2 separate regions of the Homo sapiens genome follow, and region 2 is linked to region 1. The links are chromatin contacts, found by Hi-C in ENCODE. All regions are on one chromosome and are shown on one strand. Each heading gives the region's core, a stretch centred on a gene start or an enhancer-like site at or near the end of the contact. The rest is flanking DNA. Distances are from core to core; before and after follow the strand shown. Region 1 holds the start of LINC00502 (long intergenic non-protein coding RNA 502). Region 2 has its middle 76 kb from the start of PCGF5.

Region 1 (6,321 bases), core at 2,781-5,280:
CAGCCAGCATCTGTTCCCAGGATTCAGTGCCAAGGTGCCACCCAGTTTAGGAAAGCTAATCTTTGATCTTTTTCTTTTGCCTCTTCTTGGTACCACACACCAGTTTTCATCCCCAATTCCCCCACATTCTCATACCTCCCTTTGCAAATTCACTTGAGATTTTAAAAAGAAAAGAAAACTTTAAAAGGAGAGCTAAGATGATTGTTCAGATAAAATGCTGAATCCATACAGCCAAAATCTGTGTGGTTTTCTCCGAGTTTGCTCTGTTCTGCCTAGATGTTGTGTGGCTTAATGGGGAGAGAAGCTGCCAGCTTAGAACAGAGCAGAAGGATTTTCAGCATCAGCTCCTCCCATGTCGTGGGTCTCTGGTAAGTTTCCCAGTCTTTTGTTACCCAGGTAGCTTTTTCATATCATGGGCATAATGGTAGAAACCACCTCCATAGGCCAAATGGCAGGCACAACATTAATGTCAGGAGAGAGGCCCAGGTGGCTGCTTCCTTACTAAGACCAGTCTCTGATATTTGCAGTTACTTTTCTTTCACTTCTTGGTGCAAACAGGTTTTCTTTTAAACATAGCTAACAATGATTTTGCAGTTTCACACTGACATAAAATTTTTGTCCAGCTTTTGAAGGAAATCTATTTATGCGTGATGAGTCTTCTGAATTCTAAATCACTGTTACAGACATTTTTAAAGTGAGAGTTGTGTAACACATGTAAGATGGAGTAACAAAACAGTTTTTAAAAGTGCTTGGGCTGGGCACGGTGGCTCACGCCTGTAATCCCTGCACTTTGAGAGGCTGAGGCGGGCAGATCACCTGAGGTCAGGAGTTCAAGACCAGCCTGGCCAACATGGGAAAACCCCGTCTCTACTAAAAAATACAAAAATTAGCCAGATGTGGTGGCAGGCGCCTGTAATACCAGCTACTCGGTAGGCTGAGGCAGGAGAATCACTTGAACCTCGGAGGCAGAGGTTCTAATGAGCCAAGATCGTGCCACTGCACTCCAGCCTGGGCAAGAGAGCGAGACTCCATCTCAAAAACAAAAAACAAAAAACACCAAAAAAAAAGTGCTTTAAAGGGACTTTTTAATCACTTAGTCATTCAATCAACAAACATTTATTTAGTGCCTTACTCTGTCAGATGCTACATTAGACCCCAGCAATATAGTAGCAAGGAAAAAGACACACAGTCCCCGTCTTCCTGGGGCTTAGAGCCCAGCAGTCTTCTGCCACTGCAGAAGGAGTCTGAATATGAGTTGTGGCTTTTCTAAGTCAAATGTAAAGTTTGACACTTGTCTTGAAACCACGTGAAAAGCCACAGGACAAAGGAAAAGAAAAAGATGCTAAAAAAAAAAAAAAAAGATTATGTGATTCCCAGGAGGATTTTATCTCCTGAGCACTTTCCTAAGCAGGTGGACCTTTTTACCCAGGGCCATGAGCCTGAATACATTAATTCCTTCCATGGTGTGGAGATCAGTGACCAGCCAAAAACAAGGGCTAGTAAACTACTTCCGGTAGTCAAATCCAGCCTACCTCCTGTGTTTGCATGGCCTATGAGCTAAGAATAGTTTTTACATTTTTATATTACTTTAAAGGAATCAAAAGAATAATAATATTTGGTGAAACAGAAAAATAATATAAAATTCATATTTCAGTTTCCATAAATAAAATTTAATGGGAACATAGCCTGGCCCATTCATTTATGTATTGTGCTATAAGGGCAGAGTTGAAGAATTGCAACAGAGACTGTATAGTTGGCAAAGCCTAAAATATTCATTACTTGGCTCTTTAAAGAAAATATTTTCTAACCTCTGGTGTAGAAAACTTTCTGGTGCTGTCACTTCACACTGCTTGGCTGTAGCCATCTCCTTAATTGCTAAGAGACACGGCAACCCCAAACAGCCATCTTCCTTTGTATTGCATGAAATACAGGGTAAGCTGTAGGAACAATAGAGAATGGTACATTGATAAGCAGGTTTGAATTTTCTTAAGCCACAAACTTGAGTGTGCAAAATTGATAATATTATTTTGTATAATGTAACTTAATTTACTTAACATTATAACATGCAATGTTAATTATTTATAGAAAACTTCTCTGTTTTCTCAATCTTTTCATGTTAAAATTCAGTTAATTCTGGATTTTCTCTATTGTCTTCCATCTCCTTTAGATGGCACCTGTGTGGGGTAGCCTACATGGTATTCTGGCAAAGCCTGCCTCTCCTGAGATGTATCCCACCTCTGGTTACTAGCACTCCAGCAATGTTCATTACCTCACCTGGTCTTGCGGCTTTCTCTTATAATGTACTTTTTCACTTCTGCCGGATACCTGGGTTTATCAGTGCTCTGCTACTCTTGAACTCTTCTCGAGTGTGTGGAAACTTTGCACTGCTCTTCCACGTTTTCTCTGGGGTTGCTAGAGATGAGTAGAAAACCCTGGCCTTCCCTGACCCTTCCCACCCGCCCCCCACCAACCTGGGAATCTGGCATAGGAACCAGGTCTGTCTGACAATGTCCTTGCATTTAATACTGTCATCCCACCTCTTCCCATAGCCAGCTTCTTGAGTGGAAAACGTCCCCAAGCCTGCTACTGCTCCCCCTGCAGTGGTGTCTCTTGAGTTGGAAAAACAGGATGTCTTCTCTTTCAGGGCCATGATCTGAGGCAGGCTGGGAGGAGGGAGGAGGAGGCATCTGGTTGATAGCCCTTTACAAAAGGAACATACTTGTGCTTCCCAGCTCTGTGCATGCTCCAGTCAGCTCAAGTCCGACCTATTGGCTCTGTTTGATTCAGCAACTTCAGACTCTGGTTAGGCCAGATGGAAAATCAGTCCTGGAAAAACGAAAATGTAAAAAACTGTGGCAGAGAAGGTCATTCACTCCCTCATAAATCTAAACACACTAAGCCCATTGAAGGACTTGCCAGGAAAATGTGATTTTCAGTTTTCTCTTTGGGTCCAATTTATCTTTACTGCTAAGTAGTCAAGTTGAATTAGATCCAGAACCAGATACAATCCTACCATTTTTCTTTGAAGGGAGGGACCCCCACCTTCCTGTCAGTGACCTAGCTACCCCATCCTAAAGACTGGTATTTCCTAAGTTAGAAATTCTAGCAGATCTTCTTTTAGGTTTCTGAACTGGGTGCACCCTAGGTTTCCTTTTCTCAGATGAATGAGTAATTGCATCTTTTCTTCAATGCCTCACTAAAGATGAGAAACAGTCACTCAGGATTGCATTTCACTTCATTGCATTTTGCTTTTTGCAGATGGCAATTTTTCTGCATCTTATGATCTCCCTTGACCTGAAGCACAGCCCCATCTATCATCCTGACCATTCAAGTTTGTAGTTTTGAAAGATACACAATAGAATGGAATACAAGAAAGAGCAAACCTGTCCAGGAGACTTGACCAAATGAACCCTCGTGTCAATGAGGGCATTAGAATAGGCCCTGGAATACCCATACTTCCATGATATTACCACAGTTGCACGTAAATATAAAACATGCAAAGCATTCCCCAGGCTGTTATTGGCAAGAATCATAGTTCTTATCCTATGAAGATAGGAGCAGAATAGAAGAGAGTAGTCCAGGTGTGTTTCCTACCTGAATGACAAAGTGGAAATTGATGTATAATTTTCCATATGGAAACAACTTGTTTCCCCACATTCATTTCCTCAATAAGGACAGATGCCCTAAGGCAGATTCCTTCAAGATGGAGTGAGAGAGGCCTTTTTTCAGCTCCCTGTGGTAGTCTTACTATATCATCACAGAGTCTTTGCTATGCCTCCCTTCAAGAGATGGAGTTTGATGTCTTTTGCCTGGAATGTGAGTGGGACTTAGTAACTCACTTTCTAATGTAGAGAATATGGCAGGGGTGATAGCATGTCACTTACAAAGACTAGGACATAAAAGATACCTCTGGCTTCCTCTTTGCTCTCTTTGGGATCTCTTACTCTGGAAGAAGCTGGTTGTCATGTCATGAGAACACTCAAGCAGTCCTATGGAGAAGTCCACATGGTAGGACCTGGGGCCTCTTGCCAACAGCCATGAGAGTGAGCCATGCTGGAAACAGCTCCTTCAGCCCCAGTCAAGCCTTCAGATGACACAGTCCTAGACAATATCTTAACTGAAACTGCAGGAGAGACCCCGAGGCAGAGTCACCGAGTTAAACTATTCACAAATTCCTGACCCACAGAGGCTGTGAGATAATAAATGTTTGTTGTTTTAAATCCACAAAGCCATAAATTATAGAGTAATTTGCTGTGCAGCAATAGATAATGGAGTCCGCCTTGGACAATATTTCATTGGTGGTGAAAATTTCATTCTATGAGTTATTTATGATGTATACCTTTATGTTGAATGGTCATTTTTTAAAAAACTAGTCTGCTTTCACAAGGAATAGTACTAATAAAATAAATACTCTTATTAGTTTATAATCTGAGCTGCTATAACTTGACCAGACATGTTCCTAGACAATTTAGTGGATACACTTAAATGTTCCCCCTACGGATTACTTGAGTAAACAAAGAGAAAGTGGGGTCCAGACTTATCAAACCACTTCATTGTAACAACAGAGTTAAAAGGATATTGTGGGGGGTTTAAAATATGCATGCAAATTCTTTGACACCCTTCCCATTGAGAGGTGGGAGTCTCTGACCTCTCCCTGGGAATCTGAGCCAACCATAGTGACATGATTGTAATGAGTAGATGACTCTGTAGACAGCCCCAGCTGAGGTGTCAGTCAAGAGCCAGTATCAACAACCAGACACAGGAGTGAATACACCTCCCAATGAGTTTTGCTCTCAGTCATCAAGTAAGTTACTCCCCACTGTCAAGTCACCCCCAAGTTGTGACCCCATATATAATGGAGCAGAGACAAAGTATCCCCACTGTATTCTGTCCAAATTCTTGCCCCACAGAATCCAGGAACATAATAAAATGGTTGTCTTATGCCATTAAGTTTTGGGGTAGTTTGTTACATGGAATACCAACCTGAACAGATGTATGGAAACAACTTTTCTTCACCTTTCAGATTAGTTGAAAACAATACAGTTTGGAGACAAGAGCTAATTAGCAATTGAGTTAAGCTATGACCGTTAAAAGACTTAACTTCAGGGCAAAATGTAAGGTTCAGTAGAAGGGTGGCAACATGAGAGCCCAAGTAGAGAGACATCCGTATGGTTTTTGCTCTGTTGTTGTTTCCTTTTGCAAATTGCATATCTCTGAGAACATTGAAGAGCTCGTTAGGCAGCATAAATAGAGCTAGACACAGTAAGCATAAATTTTACCTTTGAGTTTTTCCCTCACTTAAAAAACATTTACAATTACAAAAAAATTCAAACAGAGAAATACAGAAAGTAATGAGACATCTAAGTTTTCTCCCCTACTACCCAGAATTCACCCAAAGTTAATATTTTTGGACATTTTGTAGATTTTATTTATTTGTTTATTTATTTTTGAGATAGGGTCTCACTCTGTTGCCCAGGCTGAAGTGCAGTGATGTTATTTTGGCTCACTGTAACCTCTGCCTCCTGGATTCAAGCAATCCTCCTGCCTCAGCCTCCCAAGTAGCTGGGATTACAAGCACGTGCCACCCCACCTGGCTAATTTTCATATTTTTAGTAGAGATGGGGTTTCACCATGTTGGCCAGGATGGCCTCGAACCCCTGGCCTCAAGTAATCCACCCTCCTCGGCCTCCCAAAGTGCTGGAATTCCAGGTGTCAGCCACTGCACCTGGCCAACATTTTTTACTTCATATCTTTTCTTAAGTAAGAAATAAGCTGCCAGATACATTTAGAGTTTCCTCGTCCTACCCAATTCCATTTTATCCCATCCCCAGAGGTAGCCACTATCCTGAAGTTAATGTTTCTCCCTTGCTTTCACCTTTTCATTACTTTAAGCATAAATAGTTCTGAGGCTGGGCACAGTGGCTCACGCCTGTAATCCCAACAATTTGGGAGGCCGAGGCAGGTGGATTACTTGAGCCCAGGAATTCAAGACCAGCCTGGGCAACACAGCAAAAGCCTGTCTCTACAAAAAATATAAAAAAAATTAGCTGAGAGTGGTGGCATGCAACTGCACTCCCAGCTACTCCAGAGGATGAGGTGGGAGGATCATTTGAGCCCGGGAGGTCAAGGCTGCAGTGAGCAATGATAGCACCACTGCACTCCAGCCTGAGTGACAGAGTAAGACACTTTCTCAAAAAAAAAAAAAAAAGAAATAGTTCTGAAAGTTATAAAGTTACCTTATAATTGCATTTATTGAAAGCTAGTTTTAATGATTCTGTCATCATTCAATAAGTTGATTTGGTGAAGACAAGACAGACAAAT
Region 2 (5,947 bases), core at 100-2,599, 250 kb before region 1:
TATTTATGCAATAAATATTTGCTGAATGGAATATGTGTGTGGCATTTAGTGACCTTTGGTTCATTCTTGCTGAAGAGCCCAGCAGCTTCTCACATGCAAATGATGCCACAGTCACCCAAGCCCCTGTCACCACTGCAAACACAGACAGCTGCACCTTGGAAGATGGGAACCTGAAACATTTTCATGGGCTTACTTAGTTGATGGAGGTGATGGTGAAGGTGGGAGTGGAAGCTGTGGAGGTGTGGCAATTGAGAACACTGGGTCTCAAACTGTAGCATGTATTCAAATCACCTGGAAGGCTTGTTAAAACAGATTCCTGGGCTCTGCCCTAGTAGGTCCTTGGCAGGCCTGAGAATTTGCATTTCTAACAAGTTCCCAGGTAATACTGATGCTGCCGGCTGACTTTGAGAACCACAGAGCTATCAGAGTGGCCCTTCTCAAGCCTGGCTACACATTAAAAATCACCTGGTAGCCCCCTCCCCACTACCCTAGCAGAGACCAACTAGATGAGAATCTCTGGGAATTGGTCTGAGGTTATGTCTCAGCTCTACAGGTGATTCCAATGTGCATCCAGAGGCCATAATCAGTGCCTTACATCAACCAAGACAAATGTAAACATGATAGGGCAGAGAGAAGGCCCTTGGAGAGAGCCTTAGACACATGAAGTATAAGCTAAAATTCTTCTATGTCAGTTAGTTTGATTAGTACTGACTGCCAAATAGCAAAAGAAGCCCCCACAGATCCATGGGGTGGGGGGAGGCTCAGTACTTTTAAGATTTGTGAAGGGGTCCCAAGAACAAAACAATTGAGAACTAGCATTATTAGCTCTATGGTGAACAATAGGACCCTCAGGAAGTGCCAGACCTGGGAGGGAACTTGGGTACCCTACAACCGGGCTCTCATTTTACAGATGAGAAAACTGAGGCTCGGCTCTCTAGCGGTTTGCCGGCAGGTCACCCAAGGGGCAATGACAGAGCCAGCCCTGGGCTCTGATGGCAGCTTCTGTGCTTCCTGATTCCCATCCCTGGGATTGAGACCGGGACAACGCTTTTCCATAGGTGTTCCTAGATTAGCAGAGGATGCTGGGAACAGCTTTCTGTGGCTCATTCTTGCATAGAAAGAAAACCCTCCTAAAGGTTTTGGAATCTCGCCCTTCATGTTCACTGTGCTCACACAAAGCTCTTCTTTTCAGAAGCAGTTCTTTTCTCAGAACACTTCAAATGTAACAAATATACATCCATCAGCGTGGAGCGGCAATCAGCTCACTCACTATTCATTCGAGTTGGTGACCCAGGGCCTCCGCGCCCTGGAAACGCTCCACGGGGACACCGCGCCGTGCCAGAGAAGCTGGCCTCCAAACAACCCGCTGTAAACAGCTTTGCAGAGATCTTCCTCTGGAGGGCACAGATCCCTGGGATTGCTAGGATGAGGTTTCTCATTCTTTCCGAAGTAAAGGGAACTGGCAAAGTTAAAGCAGGAATGAAAGAGCTTTGATCTTATGAGGCGGAGGTGCTTATCCCAGCTGGGGTTAACAAGGAGGACATTCAAGCACTGCGAGCGGTCCACTCCTCGTTCTTGCATGCCCCAGCCCTGAAGGAAGTGGGTTGCAGCTCTCGTTACCCATCCTCCAGGTGGATCCTCTTCCTTCTGCCCGCCCTCAAAAGGCAAAGAACCACTGCGGGCTGATGGCGCCCTCTGGAGGCCGTGATGGGAAACTGTGTGCCTCAATTTTGCAGCCACGGCTGCCTTCCCCTCCCCCACTTTCCAGGGGCTCCTGCCCAGGTCGGGCTTCCCAAGGTCTCTTCCTCAGTACATTACACATACTCCTTCTTATGTGTGAGCACATAGATAGCAAAGCACCCAGAGGCACGCATACCCTTCTTTAACCCCCCGGTTCATCTCAAGTCTTACCTGTCAGTTATCTCACGTTAAAAAAAAAAAAAAAAAACAATTCCACCTCCCTCTTTTCATTCCATTTGTGTTGCCCAGAGTTTAATCACATCTGACAAGACTCACAGGGGTGTTAGTGAAAGAACTCTACCAAGGGAAAGAAACACCACCTGCAATGAAGTAAAACTGAGTGCAGTCAACAGATGTAATCCTGTAGGGCCTGGTGGGGCTGCCAGGCTCCCAGGTAGAGGAAACCACCATCGCAGTTTGCAGAAGACTAGTGGAGCTCCCGGGTCATGAGATTATTAAGTGCTAAAACCGGGACACTCCCATTAAAACTGTGGCAGTGGGTCGCCCTACTTCAAGGACTTGGTGGTCCAGAGGTTTCGCCTTCCTGGGAGATTTCTCCTTGATTCATTCGGGAGAAATGAAAGAACTGAGTGGGGAAGGAAAAATGAAAGTAAGTATTAAATAGCTCTTATAAATTACAGGAATTTGGGGAGCACCCATGCTTACGCAGACACGTAGGCAGATGTATAGAGTACACCGATTTGGATTTAATGTAGGATGACTATTGATTCCGTTTTTGAAGCATTCATACTAACAATGTCCCTTAAATAAAAGCAATCTCACATTTTTGTCAAAGAAACATTAATAATTTCCACTTATGCATGTTTGCGTAATTTCTTATTACTCTAGTTAAAAAGCTTATGCATCTCATAAAAGCTAAAAAGTAATAGCTGCTTTTAAATTTTATTTTTTATTTTTATGAGTACATAGTCGGAGTGTGTATTTATGGGGTATATGAGATGTTTTGATACAGGCATACAATGCATTATAATCACATCAGGGTAAATGGAGTATCTATCACCTCAAGCATTTATCATTTCTTTGTGTCACAAACATTCCAATTATACTTTTAGTTATTTTTAAATGTACAATAAATTACTGTTGACTGTAGTCACCCTGTTGTGCTATCACATTCTTATTTATTCTATCTAACTATATTTTTGTACCCATTAACCATCCCCAATGTCTTCCACTTCCTACTGCCCCTCCCAGCCCATGGTAATCATCATTGTGTTCTCTATCTCCATGAATTCAATTGTTTTAATTTTTAGTTCCCACAAATGAGTGAGAATATGTAAAATTTGTCTTCTGTGAATGGCTACTTTTTATTGAGCACTTGACTACTGAGAACCGCACTGTCTTTTTATCATACACAAATGATGGATGAGGAAACTGAGCCTTAGAGAGGCAGGTGACTTGCCCAAAGTAAATGGCAGAGAAATATTTGCATTCAGGTCCCTGACCACAAAGCCTGTGCTCTAAACCACACATATTAGATTTGTTTTGTATATGGTCTCTTACCTCATAAAAATAACACATTGCTTAACATTTTATAAGCGTCTCCCTCCACTGTCATCCCAATAGTCTTTCAGCCTACAATTAATCCTCCTCCAGTTTGTTTCCTGTGGCTTAGAATTTTGTTCCCTGGTAAAGGGCAAGTATCCCCTGTAAATTTCCCAGTTGACCAGGAGAGATCAGACTTGAGCTGCAGTCACACCTTGAGCTGATTTTTTTTTTTTTTTTTTTTTTATGGGGGAACATTGGCGAGAAGCCACAAGCCCTAGCTGGCAGTCATGGGACAGGGAATTGACTTCCTGAGAAAGAAACCCAAGGGACTTATACAGCATTTGGAGTACACCATAGATTTTGCCCTTTCTGAGATCACTTTTTATCTCTTTATGTTTGTTGCTTCCTGATACGGGGAACAAATTTGATGATATGGAACAGAATGAAGCTAAAAGTGAAAGGGTCTCGTTACTTTCTCCTCACCTCAAACCAACTTTCTTCTCACCTCAAACCACATGCTTCATTTTATTTTTCTGTAAATATTACCTTGAAAATAAAATTCAATCCCAAAATTTTCTACTTATTAAACTTACTCTTATACATTTATTTTAAAAAATCATTTAACTTTCACCCACATTGCATGAGATCACATTATGCTGGCATCACAACTTAAGGGAAAAACAGTAGGTTTCTCTTTTACAAATAAAGATTACAGATAAAAAAGAATATTGATTAAGCTGGAAATTCTTTAGGCTGTTTGCATTTTATTTCCATTAGCCTCTAGCAGTTAAATTCACAAATGATATTTTTCTGTGGCTCTATGCAGGGATCAAGTGTACCTGCTATCTTTTGTTGAGCATTCCTTGAGTATCTTTCTGGTTGGCCATGTCCAGGCTATGACCCCTGCAGTAGCCTGTTGATACAGTAAAGAGAAAACCAAAAGCACAGAAGTAATAGATTAAGTAACTGTAAGATGCAAGAAATGAGGATTCCCAAACCCAGAACCATCTGGTCCAGGCGATATGACTGACATATTCCCTCTTTTCTCTTCCTTGTTTGTCCACAACATGAAACCCCTAAGTTCTGAGATCTTTGGACCTGACCAGTTTCTCTCTGTGCATCATAGTCCCCAAACTCTAGAATTCCACTCGCGAAGAAAAGGCAAGACAGCCCACGGGTCTTTGAGATTATGTGCATTCCTGAGCGGCTGTATGTTGGTTCTGCAGTAAAGCAAAGGGAAAGTTAAAGAGAAACAGTAACCACAGAATACAATTTAGTGCATATTTTTGCAGATCTTTTCCTAAGCTATAATCTATTATATTCTTGAGGTTTTGTTGGACTCTTCTAAATAGGTCGAATTATCTGGTGGTTAAACAGTTGTGACCTTTCAACGACTGGATAGACAGCACATGCTTTTGTTCCTTGTCTCTAACTTAATATGTTCTTTTTTAGCTCTTACTTTTGAAGGGATTAACTTTAAACCATTATCAAGATTTCTCTTTTAAAACAACCCATTCTTTGTTACTTGAAACTCTATCACTTAAGAACTTTGAGTCTTTTTCACATTTGTATGTAGGAGGCCTTATGGGTTTTCAACCCATTTATAATGGGAACCAATGATACAGGGAAGAGGTCAACCTTAATTCAAGGCCCACCATATGGAGGCAGAGAATTTCAGATTCCTCAGCACCCAGTCACTTCACCAATAAAAACTTGGAGGGGTTGGGGAGGGGGATATGAAAGATAGGTTTTGTCAAAATGGAATTTTCTTTTTAAAAAATTGATCTGTCACTCAAAAAATATGCATTGAGCACTTCCTGTATTCCAGGCAATGTTGTAAGTACAGTGGAGATGATGGTGAGAAAAGGTGGACAAAGTCTCTGCTTATATGGAGTTTACATCCTAGAGAGGAGAGAAAGATCATAAACAAGCAAATTAATCACTTACATTACTGAAGATTTTAAGCTAGAAATATAACATATTTTTGTCATAAATTTGGATAATACAGAGGAGTATAAAGCAAGAAGTAACAGTGACCTTCCCAAGCTCCCTCCAAGTCCTTCCTGAAAGGTAACCATTGTTGCAATTTAATGTGTAATTTCTACCACGTGTATGCAAACATGTACGTTGATTGTGGGGGAGGGATCACAATGTACATATTACATGGCAACTTGCCTTTTTCCTCCTTGGCCAGGTATTAGATGCAGCTTTCCTCATCAGAACATAGATCTACCACATTCTTTGCAAGGTCATAGTGTGAATGTATGAATCCATTCCTCTATTGGCAGGCATCTTGTTTCCATTTCCTTGTCATTACAAACACTGCTGCTGTGAACACTCTTTGTATTATGTCATTTGTAATGATAGCAGTATTTCTAGGAGATAGAATCCTTCAGCTGAAAGATCTGGGTCAAAGGGCATGCATATTAGATTGATTTTGCTGATGATGAATGCATTTGAAAAACACATAGGAGGGAAAAAGAGAAGAAGAGATGAGGACTCATAAAAAGTATCAGGAAAAGCAGTGCTTAGTAAAGAGTGCAAGCAGAGCAGGATGGGAGCAGAACTGACCACAGAATGTAATTATACAATCTCTTCATCGGCCTCCCATGAATTCCCCATAAATTCCATAGCTGGACAGTTATTTCATTTAAGCTCCACAAAAATACATGTCAATGGTCCTCATTTGGTACTATTTGCC

Evidence for each region. A loop is a pair of places that touch in the nucleus more often than their neighbours do. Pooled maps may share reads with other maps.
Region 2: a map of mammary epithelial cell shows a loop between it and region 1 (8-fold over the local background). The contact joins the enhancer-like site here to the promoter of LINC00502 in region 1. A Hi-C loop is called at or near these places in 1 of 168 maps with a recorded cell type or tissue (mammary epithelial cell), 1 of 37 single-sample maps with no recorded cell type and 4 of 50 pooled maps.

What each region holds. Positions count from the first base shown.
Region 1 is chr10:91,043,517-91,049,837 of GRCh38, reverse strand. It overlaps LINC00502 (long intergenic non-protein coding RNA 502), which reads right to left and starts at 4,030. Exons shown (of 4, transcript NR_047467.2): 1 at 3,908-4,030; 2 at 2,720-2,826; 3 at 1,809-1,937.
Region 2 is chr10:91,294,178-91,300,124 of GRCh38, reverse strand. No RefSeq gene overlaps it. Among named protein-coding and RNA genes, the nearest start is that of PCGF5, 76 kb to the right of the region's middle. Within about 2 kb of position 1,349, at least 4 of the 41 ENCODE cell types and tissues checked have a DNase peak (open chromatin) inside an H3K27ac peak, as active enhancers do.